Linked DNA regions of Homo sapiens: region 2 is linked to region 1. A link is an interaction called in ENCODE POLR2A ChIA-PET data of the cell type or tissue named here. Cell type or tissue: OCI-LY7. All regions are shown on one strand. Links, peaks and the distances in the headings refer to the core of each region. The heading gives the core; the rest is flanking DNA.

The links. Peaks named below come from ENCODE experiments on the same cell type or tissue, not always from the same donor. Only the 100,000 strongest peaks of a DNase experiment are listed, where the experiment ranks them.
Region 2: POLR2A ChIA-PET joins it to region 1 with 9 read pairs; 2 of 35 experiments call an interaction of 5 or more read pairs at or near these places.

The regions. Positions count from the first base shown.
Region 1 is chr5:132,677,796-132,687,465 of GRCh38, reverse strand. IL4 (interleukin 4) reads right to left here. Exons shown (of 4, transcript NM_000589.4): 3 at 7,576-7,752; 4 at 4,788-4,980. The coding sequence ends at 4,879. It overlaps LOC105379176 (a long non-coding RNA gene), which reads left to right and starts at 4,837. Exons shown (of 2, transcript NR_134248.1): 1 at 4,837-5,012; 2 at 7,350-8,381. In OCI-LY7, for the core only: no CTCF peak of the experiment used is centred there; a DNase peak (open chromatin) is centred at 5,855.
Region 2 is chr5:132,543,245-132,551,244 of GRCh38, reverse strand. It overlaps IL5 (interleukin 5), which reads left to right and starts at 7,723. Exons shown (of 4, transcript NM_000879.3): 1 at 7,723-7,910. The coding sequence starts at 7,767. In OCI-LY7, for the core only: no CTCF peak of the experiment used is centred there; no DNase peak of the experiment used is centred there.

The DNA of each region.
Region 1 (9,670 bases), core at 1,671-9,670:
CTCTACTAAAAATACAAAAAAATTTACCTGGGCGTGGTGGCATGCACCTGTAGTCCCAGCTACTTGGGAGGCTGAGGCAGGAGAATCACTTGAATCCCGGGGGCGGAGATTGCAGGGAGCCGAGATCGCACCACTGCACTCCAGCCTAGTGACAGAGTGAAATTCTGTCTCAGAAAAACAAAACAAAACAAAAAGAAACAACTGCTGGAGAGTTTGTGAAGGATTAGAGGGAGCAAGACGGGATGCTGGTTGGGATGGTGGTTGGGAGAGCAGATGCTATACACACCTGTGTCCCGGAGGTGGAAAGGGTCATCAGCCAGAGGAGTAACCGCCCTCTCTTCTCAGCTGTTTTGCTTGCACTCGTGATTGGTATAAACTGAGGGAGCAAATGTGTGTCCTCTTATTCACGTTGCCTAGTAAGTACCCAGGTGTGCAGTGAGCATACAAAACATCAAAACATATTTTCGTTTGGCTGAACTCTGGCTAATCAGAAACTAGAAGGAACAGACAGCTTAGAGACTTAAAGTTGGACTAGGAAGAAGTTGACAGGATGGATTAGAAGATAGCCACTTTAGGCTGGGTACAGTGGCTCATGCCTGTAATCCCAGCACTTTGGGAGGCCGAGGTGGGTGGATCACCTGAGGTCAGGAGTTCAAGACCAGCCTGGCCAACACAGTGAAACCCCATCTCTACTAATAATACAAAAAAATGAGGCAGGTGTGGTGGCAGGCACCTGTAATCCCAGCTACTCAGGAGGCTGAGGCAGGAGAATTGCTTGAAGCTGGGAGGTGGAGGTTGCAGTGAGCCAAGATCTCGCCACTGCACTCTAGCCTGGGTGACAGAGCGAGACTCTGTCTCATTAAAAAAAAAAAAAAAAAAAAAAAAACAACAACACTTTAGAGAGCCAAGGAGAGGGTGTCTGGGTACTTAGGGCAAAAGCCCAGTTGAGGAAACGCTGGGCGTGACAGCTAACTGGGGATTTTAGTACTCCACCTGGGAATGGAACTCAAACTTGAGCTAATAAATTGAATCTAGAAATCAGCCCCAAGGCTAGAGAAAGTGCCTGCCTTGCTCCTAGTGGAAGCTACTAGAAACTGAGAAGCCAACCCTGTGTGTCATAGGCCAGGCTGTGCCTAGCTCCATAAGGAAGCTCTGCGTTGTGCTTAGCCTTGAGATTCCCATCCTTAGATAATGTGGGCACCCTGAGATTATGTGAAGGAGGGCAGAGAAAAACCAAGAGCAGGGTCAATGACATGGACAGCAACAAGCAGAGCCCCCTTGGCATTTGTAACAGAGGTGACCCTTTGTAACTGTAGCCCAACAATGTTTCCATAAAAGACAGCCATAGATTTGAGCCAAATCATTTTTTGATTCATTTTTCCAATAAATAATTATTACCCCCTAGATGCCAGTTACAGATAGTTTATTCATTGGCAAAAGGTGGAGGTATGATAGCCAGGAGGGAAAGGTTCAGACTTACTGTCAATGTCATATTCCACACACAGACAAAAGGCATGTCCCATGAAGCAGGCACGGGCTGTGGCTGAGTTTGCTACATAAATGTGCTCAGATGACAAGCATCTTAACTTTCACTTAATCCTGAAGGTTTTTCACCCTCTGTTTTTTGTTTTGTTTTTTTTTTTTTGAGACAGAATCTCGCTCTGCCGCCCAGGCTGGAGTGCAATGGCACGATCTTGGCTCACTGCAACCTCCACCTCCCAGGTTCAAGCGATTCTCCTGCCTCAGCCTCCCGAGTAGCTGGATTACACGTGTGCACTAGCATCCCCAGCTAATTTTTGTATTTTTAGTAGAGACGGGGTTTCGCCATGTTGGCCAGGCTGGTCTTGAACTCCTGACCTAAGGTGATCCGCCTGCTTCAGTCTCCCAAAGTGCTGGAATTACAGGCGTGAGCCACTGCGCCCGGCCTCACCCACTGTTTTTATAAGTATCCCCCTCAATTTGTGTTCTCATTGTCTTCGGAAATTCAAAGGCTTGTTGTTGTTGCATGTTTGCATCCAGAGTCCAGGACTGCCTGACTGGGAGTAAATGGAAATGTGAGTTGCATCTTGCCTAATGAAGCTTATGTGATGACAGACCTGCTTAGAGTCTGCATGTGTCCTTTCCATGGCGTGCTCTAAATCTTCCTACTTTCCTTTACCATCCTGTCCTCATATACAAACTGTAACCCACTACCCATATCCTGTGGCAGACTACAACTCACATTAGCCATTGAATGCAAATGAGCCTCAATCAAAGAAGAAAGGAAATTAAAATTTACAGTATGTGTCTTCTCCGGTTGGCCTGAGGAGCCTCCATGACTCTCATAGCTATTTATTGCCCTTGGCATGCTGGTATTTTATGTGGGCAGGGTGAAACTGGCTGTGGTCAGGGTGAGACTTGAAGCTTTTGATTTGTTCCCTTATTTTGAAAGGGTTAAAAAGATGTTACATGTTTTGGTGTAATTTTAGTACTCATATTAATTTTGTCACATCTCTGTAAGCGAGGATGAAAAGAGAGTGCTCAATCACTGTTACTAGATCCATATTCTTACAGAGAACAAGTCTTCAAAAGGCAAGTTTTGATGACACTTGGGTTTTTTTCCCCCTTTTAATTTCTTTTAAATAACAGCTTTATTGAGATAGAATTCACCTACTACGAAATTTATCCTTTTAAAGTGTACGAGTCAGTGCTTTTTAGTATGTTCATAGAATTGTGCAACCATCACCATTATCTAATATCCGAACATTTTCATCACCCCTGAAAGAAACCCCACCCCCCATTATCAGTCACTCCCCATGCCTCCACACCCGCCTCCCACCCACAGCCTGTAGCAATCAATATTCTATTTTTGCCTCTGTGGATTCTCCTGTTCTGAATAATTCATATCAGTAGAATCATACCATATGTGGTCTTCTGCATTTGGCTTCTTTCCCGTCACATACTGTTTCCAAGGTTCATCCGGGTTGTGGCCTCTGTCAGTACTTCATTTCTTTTTATTGACAAATAATATGCCATTGTATGGATATGCCACTTTTTGTTTATCCATCAGTTGATTGACATTTTGGTTGCTTCTACTTTTTTTTTTTTTTCTTTGAGACAGGGTCTTATTCTGTCGCTCAGGCTGGAGTACAGCAGCGCAGTCATAGCTCATTGTAGCCTCAACCTCCCAGGCTTGAGCCATCCTCCCACCTCAGCCTCTCCAGTAGCTGGGACTACAGGCATGTGCCACCATGCTCAGCTAGTTTTTTGTAGAGACAGGGTTTTGCCTTGTTGCCCAGGCTGGTCTTGAACTCCTGGCCTCAAGTGATCCTCCTGCCTCGGCCTCCCAAAGTGCTGGGATTACAGGTGTGAACCACTGCTCCCAGCCACTTCTACTTTTTTGCTATTATGAATAATGTTGCTATGAACATTTGTGTAGAGGTTTTTGTGTGGACATGTGTTCCTAGTTCCCTTGGGTATATACCTAGGATTGGAATTGCTGGATCGTAAACTATTTTATCCTTTTGAGGAACTGCCAATTGTTTTCCAAAGTGACTACACCATTTTTCAATCACTCCAGCAATGTAGGAGGGTTCCAATTTTTCTACATCTTCACCAACAGTTATTGTCTTTTAAATGTTATTTCTTTAATGAAAAAACTTCATTTATGCACATAACACACACACACACACACACACACACACACACACACACACACACACACACACACACACACACACACACACACACACACACAGACTTATAATGGAAAGCCGAAAGTCTCCAGCCCTGTTTCACCCCTCCTTAGTCCAAGTCCCATTCCCAGCAAACCATCTTCCATTTTTATTTTTAGTTTTTCCAGTGACTATCATTATAATTCCAAAGATTGCTTGATTCATTATTTTTTCTTCTCTTTTTATTATGAAAACTTTCAATTATGTATAAAAGGAGAATAGTATAACCAACCCCCTGTACACATCCCCAGCTGCAACAACTGTCAACCCATGACCACTTTTACCCACTGTTTTTTGCTTTATCAGTGTTAGATGTCATACATTGATTTCCCTATTGAAGAAAGAGAATTTACCTAATTCTATCACTTCCAAATTTTTATAGTAAATTATTTTTAGTTCTTCTATTACCTTTGTGATTTTGATAAATCCCTAAACCTTGTGTTCTTGTTCCATCCACTGTGCACAGTGTTATTTAACTGCCCTCTTGTCCATGCAAGCTGGAGATAGCAATGCCCACCTCTCTTTTCTTCTGCTTTCACCTCCCAGCCATTTCCAGCTATAGCTCTTATATTATTCAGTGGATAGCAATTTATAGTCTGTTCTCCAACCATCATCAAGTCTTCTGTGCTTTGTCTATTGGTTGGTTCTAAGACTTGAGAATCAAGAGAATTTACATTATTATGACTTTAAATATCGTTCACTGTAGAGCCATATGGTGTACTGAGGATTACTTCTTTTTTCTGTAGACTCAGTATAACAATCCTTGTGCCAATGGGGGAAGAACGTTTTAGACATCCAGTTGATACCTTTTCTGTTCAGAAATATATGGTAATCCATAGCACTCTTGGACCCAAGGTGTCTTATTTACATCTTGTATGGCCTTGTGTTCTTTAATTATCTTGTGTGTTATGTCCCTAACTCGAGAGGGAACCCCTCGAGGGGGAAGTGGTCTTTCCTGTTTTGCTCCCATAGCATTTATAGTCTCTTGGTAAACTAAATTGATTTCCCTAAAAGTTGCAAACCATAATTTCATTTGTCAAGTAAACATAGCCAATACATTAAATGCCATTGCTGTTAGATTCTATATATACTTTATTTTATGATGAGTTATAAATATATAAATACTTAAAAAATAAAGCTATCAAAAACTCATAAATTAAAATATTCAGCTCGAACACTTTGAATATTTCTCTCTCATGATCGTCTTTAGCCTTTCCAAGAAGTTTTCCAACGTACTCTGGTTGGCTTCCTTCACAGGACAGGAATTCTGCAAAAGAAACATTTCATTAGCTTGCATTGGTAAGCATTTGTCTTGCCTGCCTGTCTACTTGATCAAGCCTACTGTGGCACTTGTCACCTGAACACTTATAAAACCAAGGCCTCCAGTCTAGCCTGACTGGGAGTTGTCTCTATCACTAGGCCAGCAGGTTTTGCCTATTTTGGGTGCATACTACTTACACTTCTAGAAATGGTTACTGTATACCATTACCTATCTGCTTTTGGGGTGGGTGGCGCGGGGGGGAGTGCAGTCTCTGGAGAGGTGTGTCACAGCTAGGTGCTTGCTCAGAGGGTGGAACTTGAAGATGCTGGCTCAGACCTGCCCGGTGCTCTACTGGGCCTTCTGCATGACTGCCTGGACTGCTGAGAGAGATTCAGTCATGTGGCCCTCCTGTGCCATTAAACAGCAGCACCGCAGCACAGCAGCCCTAAAGGTGGGAAGGATTCCAGATGCTACCCCCAGGCCACTGCTTCAGTTTGAATCTCAGCTCTACCATTTATTAATTGTATTGCTTAGGATGTACTACTTAATTTATAAAAGCTTCAGTTTCTTTTGTAAAGTTGGGACAATTGTTTGCCTACTTGCCTGCTTCATAAGATAATGGAGAGAATTAAAAGAGAGAACATGTGTTGTGCCAAGTTCCTATCCCATGACCTATCCCATTGTCTACAAGGTGATAGGCCCAGAGAGGGGATACATGTCCTTGTTCTCCTCTAAAGCCAATTAATTCCTCCACTCGATATTAGATAACATCCACTCTGGGCTACAAGGACTTCTGCCCCCTAATGATTCTTCCTCTTTCTGCTCTCTTCAGTTCTTCCTGCTCCACTGGACCATTCCCCCAGGTGCATTAACATGCTGGGTATACCCCCAACCTTAAAAGAGCTTCCCTCACTCCATAACCACCCTGCAGCTGTGGGTCAGTTTCTCTGCAGCCTTATAGCTAAACATCTTCAAAGAGTGTTCTGCCCTCACTGTTCCTTCTTTGTCTCCTCTCGCCACCCTATCCTCGGTGAGCCCACTCCAGCTGGGCTTTCCTTCCTGCCTCTCCATTTACATCAGCCTCACCCATGGCCTCCATCAGCCAAACCCAGGGGCCTTTCTTGGTCCTCACCTGACCTGTCCTTTCAGTACATTTGACACAGTCAACCCTCCCTCCTTGAGTGTCCTCAACGGCTTCCTGGGGTACCGCCCACTCTCCAGTGTTCTCCTGCCTCACTGGTCACTCCTCCTCAGGCCCCTTGGCTGGATCCTCCTCTCCTGACCTCCATGTGTTGATCTCAGGCTCAGTCCTTTGATCTCTCCCTTTCTGTCATTCAGATTTTCAGCAGTATCTATCTAAGGACTCTCCTTTTTGTATTGCAAGTTCTGACCTCTCCCCTAAGTTCCAGACTTTTCTAACCATCTTCTCAACACCTTCACTTGGCTATCCAAGAGCCACCTTACATGTACGATGTACAAAATTGAACTCTTGATCTTCTGCTGAACCTCCAGCCCTGCCTTGCCGCCAGTCTTTCATCTCTCTGTAAACAGTACTGACCATCGCCAGAGGGGTTTGGGCAGGAACAAAGAGGTCATCTTTTCCTCCCCTGTATCTTACCCCCTACAACCGATCTGTCAGCAAATCCTTCTGGTTTTATTTTTAGTCATATCCCAAATCTGTTCACCTCAACTGCTCCCATTCTGTCCACGCCACCATCATCTCTAGCCTGGTTTACTGTGGTAGCCTCCCAACAGGCCATCTTGCTTCATTCTGTCCACGCCACCATCGTCTCTAGCCTGGTTTACTGTGGTAGCCTCCCAACAGGCCATCTTGCTTCATTCTGTCCACGCCACCATCATCTCTAGCCTGGTTTACTGTGGTAGCCTCCCAACAGGCCATCTTGCTTCTATGCTTTCCCCCTTTCAGCCTATTTACCACACAGTAGCCAGACTGACCCTTTTAAATCACGTAAATCAGATTGTACAGTCTTTGTCCTGCCCAAAGCTCTGCAGGTGTTCCCTGCCATACTCGTGGTGGAATCTAAAGGCCTTGTGTGATCTGCTGTCCTGGAAACTACCCCTCACTCACTCTGATCCAGCCACACTGGCCTTCCTACTGGTCTTTAAATACAGGAAGTTAGTTCATTTCCATCCTAAGGCCTTTGCATACCTCCTCCTTCTGCCTGGAATGGTCTCCCTAGTTAGTCATGTGGCCTGCTCCCTCAATTCAAATATCTGCTCAGATAATGTCACCAGCTCCTAAGTCAGCCCCCTCCCCCATGACTCTTATGTTCTTTATTTCTATGTTTTTCTTTGTAGCACGTATCACTGCTGGCCATCATTTTACATGTTTGTTTTTCTAACTCTCCCATTAGAACATTCCATGAGAACAGGGACTCGGCCTGCGTGTCTTTAGTGACACGTCCTCAGCACCTAGAACCACACCCAGCACTTGTGGAACTTCAGCAAATACTTATTGAATGAGTGAATGAATGAATGGGTTGACCAAGGGTGCTGCAGCTCCTAAGGAGTGTTTAGAAGTGAGGCTGCTGTCCACCAGGAGCCACGCGGCCGGCTTGCCAGGAATACAGTGCAGCTTACCAAGCCCGCCAGGCCCCAGAGGTTCCTGTCGAGCCGTTTCAGGAATCGGATCAGCTGCTTGTGCCTGTGGAACTGCTGTGCAGTCGCACCCAGGCAGCGAGTGTCCTTCTCATGGTGGCTGTAGAACTGCCGGAGCACAGTCGCAGCCCTGCAGAAGGTTTCCTTCTCAGTTGTGTTCTGGAAAGACAAATGCCACAGATAGCAATGTGCCAGCTCCATTTGGAGGATGGGAGAGAGATTTTTCCTCTTGATTTCTTCTTTCCAGGAGGACAAATGGAGGTGAGTTTGCTCAACTACAGACCTGTCTTCAAGTATTCCACTGAAGGAAGGCTGCTTGCCACAGACATAAACCTCTGTCAACAACCTCTCCCAATTGCAAACGCAGCAGCCTTCTCCCCAGAACCTCCCAGTTTCCTTTCTCTTGGAGGATTTTGCCGAAAGGGTACCTGAATAAAGTCATCCCATGAGGAAAAGGCACAGTGGGGACTAGAATGCAGGACCATCTGTCGCTACAGCCCACGTTCTGCGTCCGTGTCTCTATACCTCATGAGCTATTCTGCTATGAAAAGTGCCCACATGAGCTCTCAGTCAGGTTCTGCTCTTGTTCCCAGAGGTTTTAAAATCCAGCTTTCCCTGGAAATCCTGCATGCCTGTTGAATAAATGAGTGCACATCCTTTGGCCTGAACTCTGCTGCTTTGGCCAGCACTCTCCGTGTGGCTCTCCCCATGGGAGAGGAGAGCAGCACATGGCCCAAGTGAGGAGCTAAGACATTTTGCCAGGCAGCAAGAGATAAGTGCACAGATCAGGGAAAGGTGTCCTGGGAGATCAGAGGAGGCTCTGGGAGCAGGTGCCATTGATCTGAGCCTTGGGCAGAGCTTCTGTAAGGGGCCTTTTGGCCCCAAATGATGCGGAGTGAGAATCTCCTTGGAATGCCAGCAACTGTGAGGGTCTGGCCACATGGCTCTTCCTGGGGGCCCTTAGCCTTAGAGAAGGGAATGGACAAGAGACAAGTCATTGGGAACCCAGGAGAGGGATTGTGTCTCAGTCTGAACCTGGCCTGGTGTGTCCTCTCATTTTTCACTGAAGAACAAAGATGCAGAACCTGGAGAGGGTTCTTAGCTTGAGCCCAGTTCCTTTATCCAGTTCAGATAAAGAAAGCTATCCCCAGCCTCTCCCCCGACATGCTCTGGTCCCTTGATACTCAAAGTGTGGTCCATGGACCAGCAGCATGGACATCACTGGGAGCTTCTTAGAAATACAGAATCTCAGACCACCCCTGCCCCACCCAGACCCTCTGAATCAGAAGAACAGTGACAAGATGCTCAGGGGTTTCTATCAGCAGCGCTGTCCAAGCAGCTTTCAAGTTCTTACATATTTTTTTTTCTGATGATCAAGATAACATATATTTACTATAAAGGTAACATATATTCAACAAAAATACATTCACTCATCCCACCAGCCAGAGGTAACTATTGCTGTTAATATTTTGGTAAATATCGTCACACTTTTAAAAATACTTTTTAAAATAGGGGTCAACTGTTGATACTGTTTTGTAACTTCTTTACTCTTTACATATACCATAAGCATTTCCTAAGCCCTTCGGTGGTATTAGAGAACATGGGATTGAGAGCTGCGTAGAAACGCATTGCACAGTGGTACTGTCATTTGTCAGGCCCCTATCGTGGCAGATTTTTGCTTCTGTAAATAAGCGGCAGTGAGTAAACTATAGAAATCTTTGTGTTCATCTCTTATTTATGTAGGCTAAATTCTAGGAATGCAGTTCATATTTTAACGTTTTTTCAGGAAAGTCTAGACCCAGACTGAGGCACCAGAATCCCAGGCTACAGAAGCTTCCCCTTTCCCCTGTGGGGCGTGATGTCCCATGGGCAGAGCGGTTAGAAAGACATTTACTTAATGAACTGACTGAGAGTCACTCCTCGTTCCTGATTCTAGTTGGAAATGTAAGAGTGTGTCAGTATCTTTGGGCTCTGGGGGCCAAGAAACAGACCTCTCTGGGCTTTGTAGGCGAGTCGAGGTGGAAGGGACACGGGCTGATGGGGGGCGGCAGATGGTGCCTGTGTGTCTGGAGGTGGG
Region 2 (8,000 bases), core at 1-8,000, 130 kb after region 1:
AATGACTTTCATCTGTTTTCAATTACTGTGATTGCTGGTAAATTTAGGCATATGTCTTATTCCTGTGCTTTTTCTTTGTTTCTTTGTCTCCTTTCCTGCTTTGTAGAATATCCAAGCTTTCTTTATTCCTTGTTTTACTCTACTGATTTGGAAAATACACATTCTATTTCTATTCTTTTACTGGGCACTCTTAAATTTTTCACATTACTATTTTGAAGTCCAGAGTTAATATCATTAGGATCCTTCTGAACAATACAAGGACTGTAAAATGTGCCAGAAGATCACCCCCCACCTTCCACATTATCACTATTTAGCATTTTTGTTCCTCATTGTCTTCAAATAAGAAACAAAACAAATGAAATCAGTTATTTTTAAACCAGCATTATTCATTTAGGTTTACCAGCATATTTATCAAACTCTTTGATTCCCACTGCTTCTGCGTCACTTCTTCCTTCTGGGTTCATTCGCTCTCCATTAGCAAAACCTTTAAAGCCTGGTGCTAATGGACCTTCAGAGAAAGAAATATATCTCCTGGTGCTAATATCAAGATTAAACAAAGCTATTTTTGTGAAAATGCTTTATAAATTGTAAAACCCTGTGAAAATATAAGAGTTATTTTTTCTGGCCAGGCGCATTGGCTCACACCTGTAATCCCAGCACTTTGGGAGGCCGAGATGGGCAGATCACGACGTCAACAGATCAAGACCATCCTGGCCAACTTGTTGAAACCCCGTCTCTACTAAAAATACAAAAATTAGCTGGGCATGATGGCGCGTGCCTTTAGTCCCAGCTTCTCTGGAGGCTGAGGCAGGAGAATCGCTTGAACCCAGGAGGCGGAGCTTGCAGTGAGCTGAGATTGTGCCACTGCACTCCAGCCTGGCGACAGAGTGAGACTCTGTCTCAAAAAAAAAAAAAAAAAGATTTCTTTTTTCTGCATTGGATATTTTCAGAGGGTAATCTGGTAAAATGTAACAAAGCTATAAACATGATTATACAAGTTCATTAGCATAAGGAAAATTTTTAAAATTTTACACAGGTGTTTATAGTAGCATTGTTTAAAATTGTGGAAGGCTAGAAACAACCCCAGTGCCTAAAAGTTGGGAAATGGTGATGGAAACTATGGTACATCAGTTTCATCTAATAGCAGGTTATCACTAAAATAATAAGTAGGAAATTGTATAGATATGTGAAAAAGAAATACTCATAAAAAAGATAAATACAAACTGCATATATTCACTGATTAAAACTGTAAAACTGTCTATGTGTTGGTAAGGTTTAGAAGATGATTTCAAAAAACTGATAGTTGCTATACCAAGAAATTCTGTGTTTATTTTCCTATAATGTTATTTATTCAATTAAAAAATCATATTAAAGGGAGATTGAAAGGATAGAATTTCGAATAGAGTCAAGAAGAAAAAGAGATGTTATCAATTTACATTTAGTCATCATGAAAATTGCGAGGCATCATGCTCAGTTGATTAGAATCAGTTCATGGAAAAGTCATTTGACCTTAAGGACTACACAGTAAAAACCACAGTTATCAGTTTTAAAGACATGTTGCCAATGTGTTACCCACTAATAGAGATAAAAGTTTTAGGGCAAAAGGATGGATGTTACCCACCAATGTAACTTTTCAATATTAATCAAAGTGCTTTTTTTAAATTATAAAATTACCAACCAGTAATTATTTAAAAATCAAAGTACTAATTGTTTATTTCTTTCTATTTCCCTAAAATAACGTGGATTTTAAAAAATCTAAATGGTAGTTCACATTGCCTCCGTCTCTGTAGCTGAACTTTAAAGCTTTGCTCTCTTTTGCCCAGGAGTTCTGCCAAAGAACTCCTGTTGTTTGTTACTTTAGGCTCCTAGCTGCAGGTAAAAGACTCCTTGAGGCCGGGCACGGTGGCTCATGCCTGTAATCCCAGCACTTTGGGAGGCCGAGGCGGGCGGATCACGAGGTCAGGAGTTTGAGACCAGCCTGGCCAAGATGGTGAAACCCCGTCTCTACTAAAAATACAAAAGTTAGCCGGGCGTGGTGGCAGGTGCCTGTAATCCCAGCTACTCAGGAAGCTGAGGCAGGAGAATCGCTTGAACCTGGGAGGCGGAGGTTGCAGTGAGCCGAGATTGCACCACTGCCCTCTAGCCTGGGTGACAGAGCAAGACTCTGTCTCAAAAAAAAGAAAAAGACTTCTTGAGTTTCCACAGTATAGTAATCCTCACTTAATGTCATCAATAGGTTCTTGGAAACAGACTTTAAGGGAAACGATGTATAACAAAACCAATTTTACCGTAGGTGAATTGATATGAACAAAGCTTACATTCCTATGGCATATTTCTGGCCACAAAAATATCATCACACTTCTAAACAAAGACCAAACACTTCTAATATTAAACATTGAAACAATTATGAGCTATATGTACATTTAAGAAAGATTCATAAAAACAAGTAAGATAACTTACCCAACTATTCCAGTTGAAGGTTGAAGATGGCTGGAGTTTATCCCGGTAGCTCAAGGTACAAGGTGAGCACCAATCCTGGATAGGGCGTCATTCCATTGCAGAGCACACAGACGCACACACAGACGCACACACACACACTCACAGACTGGGACTGTGTAGACATGCCAATTCACCTCGCGTGCACATCTTTGGGATGTGAGAGATTGTGCAAACTCCACATAGACAATGGCTTTGGCTGGGAAGCGATTGTTTTTCTTATCAACAGTATAATGAAATAACGTGGAACTAAGCAAAGTTATTCAAGGACCTGCTGTATTCACATTAACTCAACGAGTACAACAAAAGATAAAGTTGTTGTAAGTGCCTGCTTGTTCATTCAGTTAGTTATTTAACAAATCTTTATTTTACTGTCTACAATAGGCTAGTCCTCAAGGATGAAGAGATCGATTCAATAAAAACCTTATTCTCAAGGAGCTCATAGTCTACTGGTGAAATAAAAAGGTGCCAACTGCATTACACTCATGGAATTCAAAGTTCTGCTTTTTTTTTTTTTTTGAGACAGGGTCTCACTATGTTGCCCAGGCTAGTCTTAAACTCTTGGGCCCGATTGATCCTCTGGCCTCAGCCTCCTGAGCAAAGCCTTTTAAATAATAATGGTAAAAACAATCATTAACTTTTTCAATGTGCAGTATTATTATTTATTTATTTATTTATTTGAAATGGAATCTCGCTCTGTCACCCAGGCTAGAGTGCAGTGGCGCTATCTCAGCTCACGGCAACCTCTGCCTCCTGGGTTCAAGTAATTCTCCTGCCTCAGCCTCCCAAGTAGCTGGGATTACAGGCGCCAGCCACCAAGCCTAGCTAATTTTTGTATTTTAGTAGAAACAGGGTTTCACCATATTGGCCAGGCTGGTCTCGAACTGCTGACTTCAACCAATCCACCCACCTCAGCCTCCCAAAGTGCTGGGGTTACAGACCTGACCCATCATGCCTCGCCGCAGTATTATTTTTAATACACTTTTTATTTTAAGTAGTTTTAGATTTATAGAGAAGTTTCAAGACTGTTAGAGAGCATTCCAGTGTGCCCTGCACCCAGTTTCCCATTGTTAACATTACTATGGTACAATTGTCACAACTAAGGAACTAATATTGGTACATTACTAAACTCCAGGCTTTTTCCAATTCCCTTAGTTGTGCCCGTTGTCCTTATTCTGTTCCTGAGTGTCATCCATGATACCACATTGTATGTAGTCATCACGTCTCTTAGAGGCCTCTCTGGCTGTGTCAGTTTCTCAGACTGTGCTTGTTTTTGATGACCTTAACAGTTTTAAGGAGTACTGGTCAGGCATTTTGTCTTTCCATTTGGGTATGTGTAGTGTTTGTGTCATGGTTAGGCAGAGGTTACTGGTTTTGGGGAGGAAGATGACAGGGATAAAGTTCCTTTCTTATCACATCAAATCAAAGGTACATGCTGTTAACATGATGTTTCACTGCCACCATTGACTGGGATCACCTAGCTGAAGTAGTGTTTGATCAGGTTTCTCCACTGTGAAGTTATTCCTCTTATTCTCCCCTTTCCATACAGTTCTCTTTTTTAAAAAGTCACTCTGTATATCCCACTCTTAATGAAAGGGGGTTGTGTTCCATCTCCTTGAGGGTGTAGTAGCTACATACATTATTTTGAATTCTTGGGCACAGGAGATTAAAATCATTAACTTTTATTTGGAGTTTTGCATTAATAAAGCTCTTTCTTTTTTTTGAGATGGAGTCTCGCTCTGTTGCCCAGGCTGGCGTGCAGTGGCGTGATCTCAGCTCACTGCAACATCCACCTCCCAGGTTCACGCCATTCTCCTGCCTCAGCCTCCTGAGTAGCTGGGACTACAGGTGCCGGCCACCATGCCCAGCTAATTTTTTTGTATTTTTAGTGGAGATGGGGTTTCACTGTGTTAGCCAGGATGGTCTCGATCTCCTGACCTCGTGATCTGCCCGCCTCAGCCTCCCAAAGTGCTGAGATTACAGGTGTGAGCCACCATGCCTGGCCAATAAAGCTCTTTCAAATACATTATTTTACAGGTCCAACTCCGAGACAGTTTACAGTCAGGTTGGGGAGATCACACTTATAGAGGAAAAGTTAATGACACGAAAACTTTATAAGAAATTTAATTTTGTACACCCATGTTCATAGCAGCATTATTCACAATAGCCAAAGGATGGAAGCAACATTGGTGTCCATCGACAGACCATGGATAAACAAAACATGGTATAGACATCCAATGAAATATTATTCAGCCTTAAAAAGGAAGAAAATTGACACATGCTACAACATGGATGAATCTTGAGAATAGACATTATGCTAAATGATATAAGCCAGTCACAAAAAGCCAAGTACTGTATATCAGGTACCTAAAGTCATCAAATTCATAAAGACAGAAAGTAGAAGCGTGGTTGCAAGGTGCTGGGAGAATGGGGGCGGGGGTTGGGAGCTGTTGTTTAATGGGTACAGAGTTTCAGTTTTGCAAGATGAAAAGAGTCCTGGAGATTTGTCACACAACATTATGAATGTACTTAAGGCTACTGAGCTGTACACTTAAAAAAATGGTTAAGATAGTAAATTTTATGTGTATTTTGCCACAATTAAACATTTCTAAAAGAAATACAATTTTGAATAAGAAGTATTTTTTATAACTAGCCTTCCAATAAGAACCCACAGTTTTGCTGTAAAACAGAGGCTGCAAAATGGTACATTATACAGTTGCCAACATTTGAAAAATCCAGAGATTATATATAATAAGCAGGATTTCAGCCTTCCTTTTTTGTTGTTGTTGTTGTTGTTGTGCTTTTTGTTTTTTTGTTTGTTTGTTTGTTTTGAGACAGTCTCACTCTCTTGCGCAGGCTGGAGTGCAGTGGTGCAACCTCAGCTCACTGCAACCTCCGCCTCCTGAGTTCAAGCAATTCTCCTGCCTCAGCCTCCCGAGTAACTGGGATTACAGGCACACACCACCACGCCTGGCTAATTTTTATAAAGGCTTCTTTGAAAAACAGAATGATCGGGTAATGTGAGCCCAGGTGTGTCACCTGGCAACCATCAGCTGGAGCTGAGCAGCACCTGCCACCTTTAGACAGATCATGCATGCTATAGTTTCATGTGACCCCCACCAGCTTTGATGTATTACACCCTGCCCATTTCACTCACTGGTCTTGAACTCCTGGGCTCAAGGGATCCACTGCCTGGGCTTACCAAAGTGCTGGGATTACAGGCGTGAGCCACTGTGTTTAGCCCAATTTTTTATTTTTTCTAGAGATGGAGTCTCACTATGTTGCCTGGGCTGGTCTCAAACTCCTGGGCTCAAGCAATCCTTCTGCTTCAGCCTCCCAAAGTGCTGGGATTACAAGCATGAGCCACCTTGCCCAGCCTCCTATGATAGAATTTAAGCACTCAGAACTTTGTGTATTTAAGGTACTAAAATAACAAGTTATTTGGCAATTCCCCTGAAACTTTCACCTAAGCCCTAACTTCCTCAGTGTAACATAAAGGTGTCAGGGGGAATCAGAGAGAACGCTCTCATATTCTCTGGGAAGAGAAAGCTCCTGCCAGAACTCAGCTTCTTTTCTGAGAATACCATTTTAAGAGCACTTTGACCAAGCCTATTGTGATTCCTACTCCCGAAAATCTCACTCCCGATAGATTTTCTGAAGTGAGCCAAACTTCTGCAGTCTCAAGGAAACATTTCTCAAGGAAAACATTTCTCAAGTGCGCAAATCAGACACATCTAACCAAGAGTCCAAAACTTCAGCACAAACAAAACCAAACGTGGTACAAGAAGGCCGCCACTGAAATCCAAGACTGTCTTTATCTTTCCAGTGCAGAGCTGGGATTGAGTATGTATGAAAGGTGTGTCTACCTCCCAGCTGCCTCTACTTCTCCTACACAACTGCACCTAGCTTTGGAAAACTGTTCTGGGCAACAGTTTGTGTTTGGTACCATCTGTTCTTGACGCTCAAGACAGGCCTGAAGTCAGGCTTCTAGGCTGCAACATAGAGCCACTCTGGGATGCTCACTGAAGCACTCTATTAAAAACAATGAGCCACATACACCTCCATCATATGTGTTCAGGCCAGGGAAAAAGGAAGTGTGTGATCTAGGAGGGGGCCTCATTTGTACCTTTCTGGGATTACAGGTCTGAGCCTAAGGAACAAAGGCTGATTCCCCTAATTTCATGGCCCGCCCAAGGTGTGAAAGGACACCTCCACCCTTATGGGACATAAAGGAGAGGACACATCCATGTATTGTGTATCTGTGACAGATATTTATTGGTTGCCTTCCTAGAATCTGTGTCCCCCTTACTACTGGGACCCCACATTTCTAAGCTATGCAGTTGAGGTAGGATTAGGGTCACCTCTAGCTCCAGGGAGAGCCAATCAGTATATACTACACCCTGGTCACAGTTCAAGGATGAACATGTGACCCTTGTCAGAAAGAGACTGAATTTGAAAGCTTTTGATTAAACAATCAGAAAAGCACAGCTTGCTTTTTCCTGCTGCTCATGAACAGAATACATATAGATCCAGGAGTCTGGACATCATCTTGAGACCTCAATGGGAAAGGTGCCCAAGGATGGAGTCAAGGAAGAGTCACTGAAGCCATCAAAATGTAAAAGAGCCTCCATTCCTGGACTGTTTGGTTCTATGAGCCAATACCTTCCCTCTTTATCTTCAACAACTTTAGGTTAGGTTTTTAGTCACTGGCAACAGAAAGGATCCTAATCAAGACCCCAGTGAACAGAACTCGACCCTGCCAAGGCTTGGCAGTTTCCATTTCAATCACTGTCTTCCCACCAGTATTTTCAATTTCTTTTAAGACAGATTAATCTAGCCACAGTCATAGTAGAACATAGCCGATCTGAAAAAAACATTCCCAATATTTATGTATTTTAGCATAAAATTCTGTTTAGTGGTCTACCTTATACTTTGTTTTGCACACATCTTTTAAGAGGAAGTTAATTTTCTGATTTTAAGAAATGCAAATGTGGGGCAATGATGTATTAACCCAAAGATTCTTCGTAATAGAAAATGTTTTTAAAGGGGGGAAACAGGGATTTTTATTATTAAAAGATAAAAGTAAATTTATTTTTTAAGATATAAGGCATTGGAAACATTTAGTTTCACGATATGCCATTATTAGGCATTCTCTATCTGATTGTTAGAAATTATTCATTTCCTCAAAGACAGACAATAAATTGACTGGGGACGCAGTCTTGTACTATGCACTTTCTTTGCCAAAGGCAAACGCAGAACGTTTCAGAGCCATGAGGATGCTTCTGCATTTGAGTTTGCTAGCTCTTGGAGCTGCCTACGTGTATGCCATCCCCACAGAAATTCCCACAAGTGCATTGGTGAAAGAGACCTTGGCACTGCTTTCTACTCATCGAACTCTGCTGATAGCCAATGAGGTAATTTTCTTTATGATTCCTACAGTCTGTAAAGTGCATAGGTAATCATTTGTGATGGTTCCTTTACTATATATAGAGATCTGTTATAAA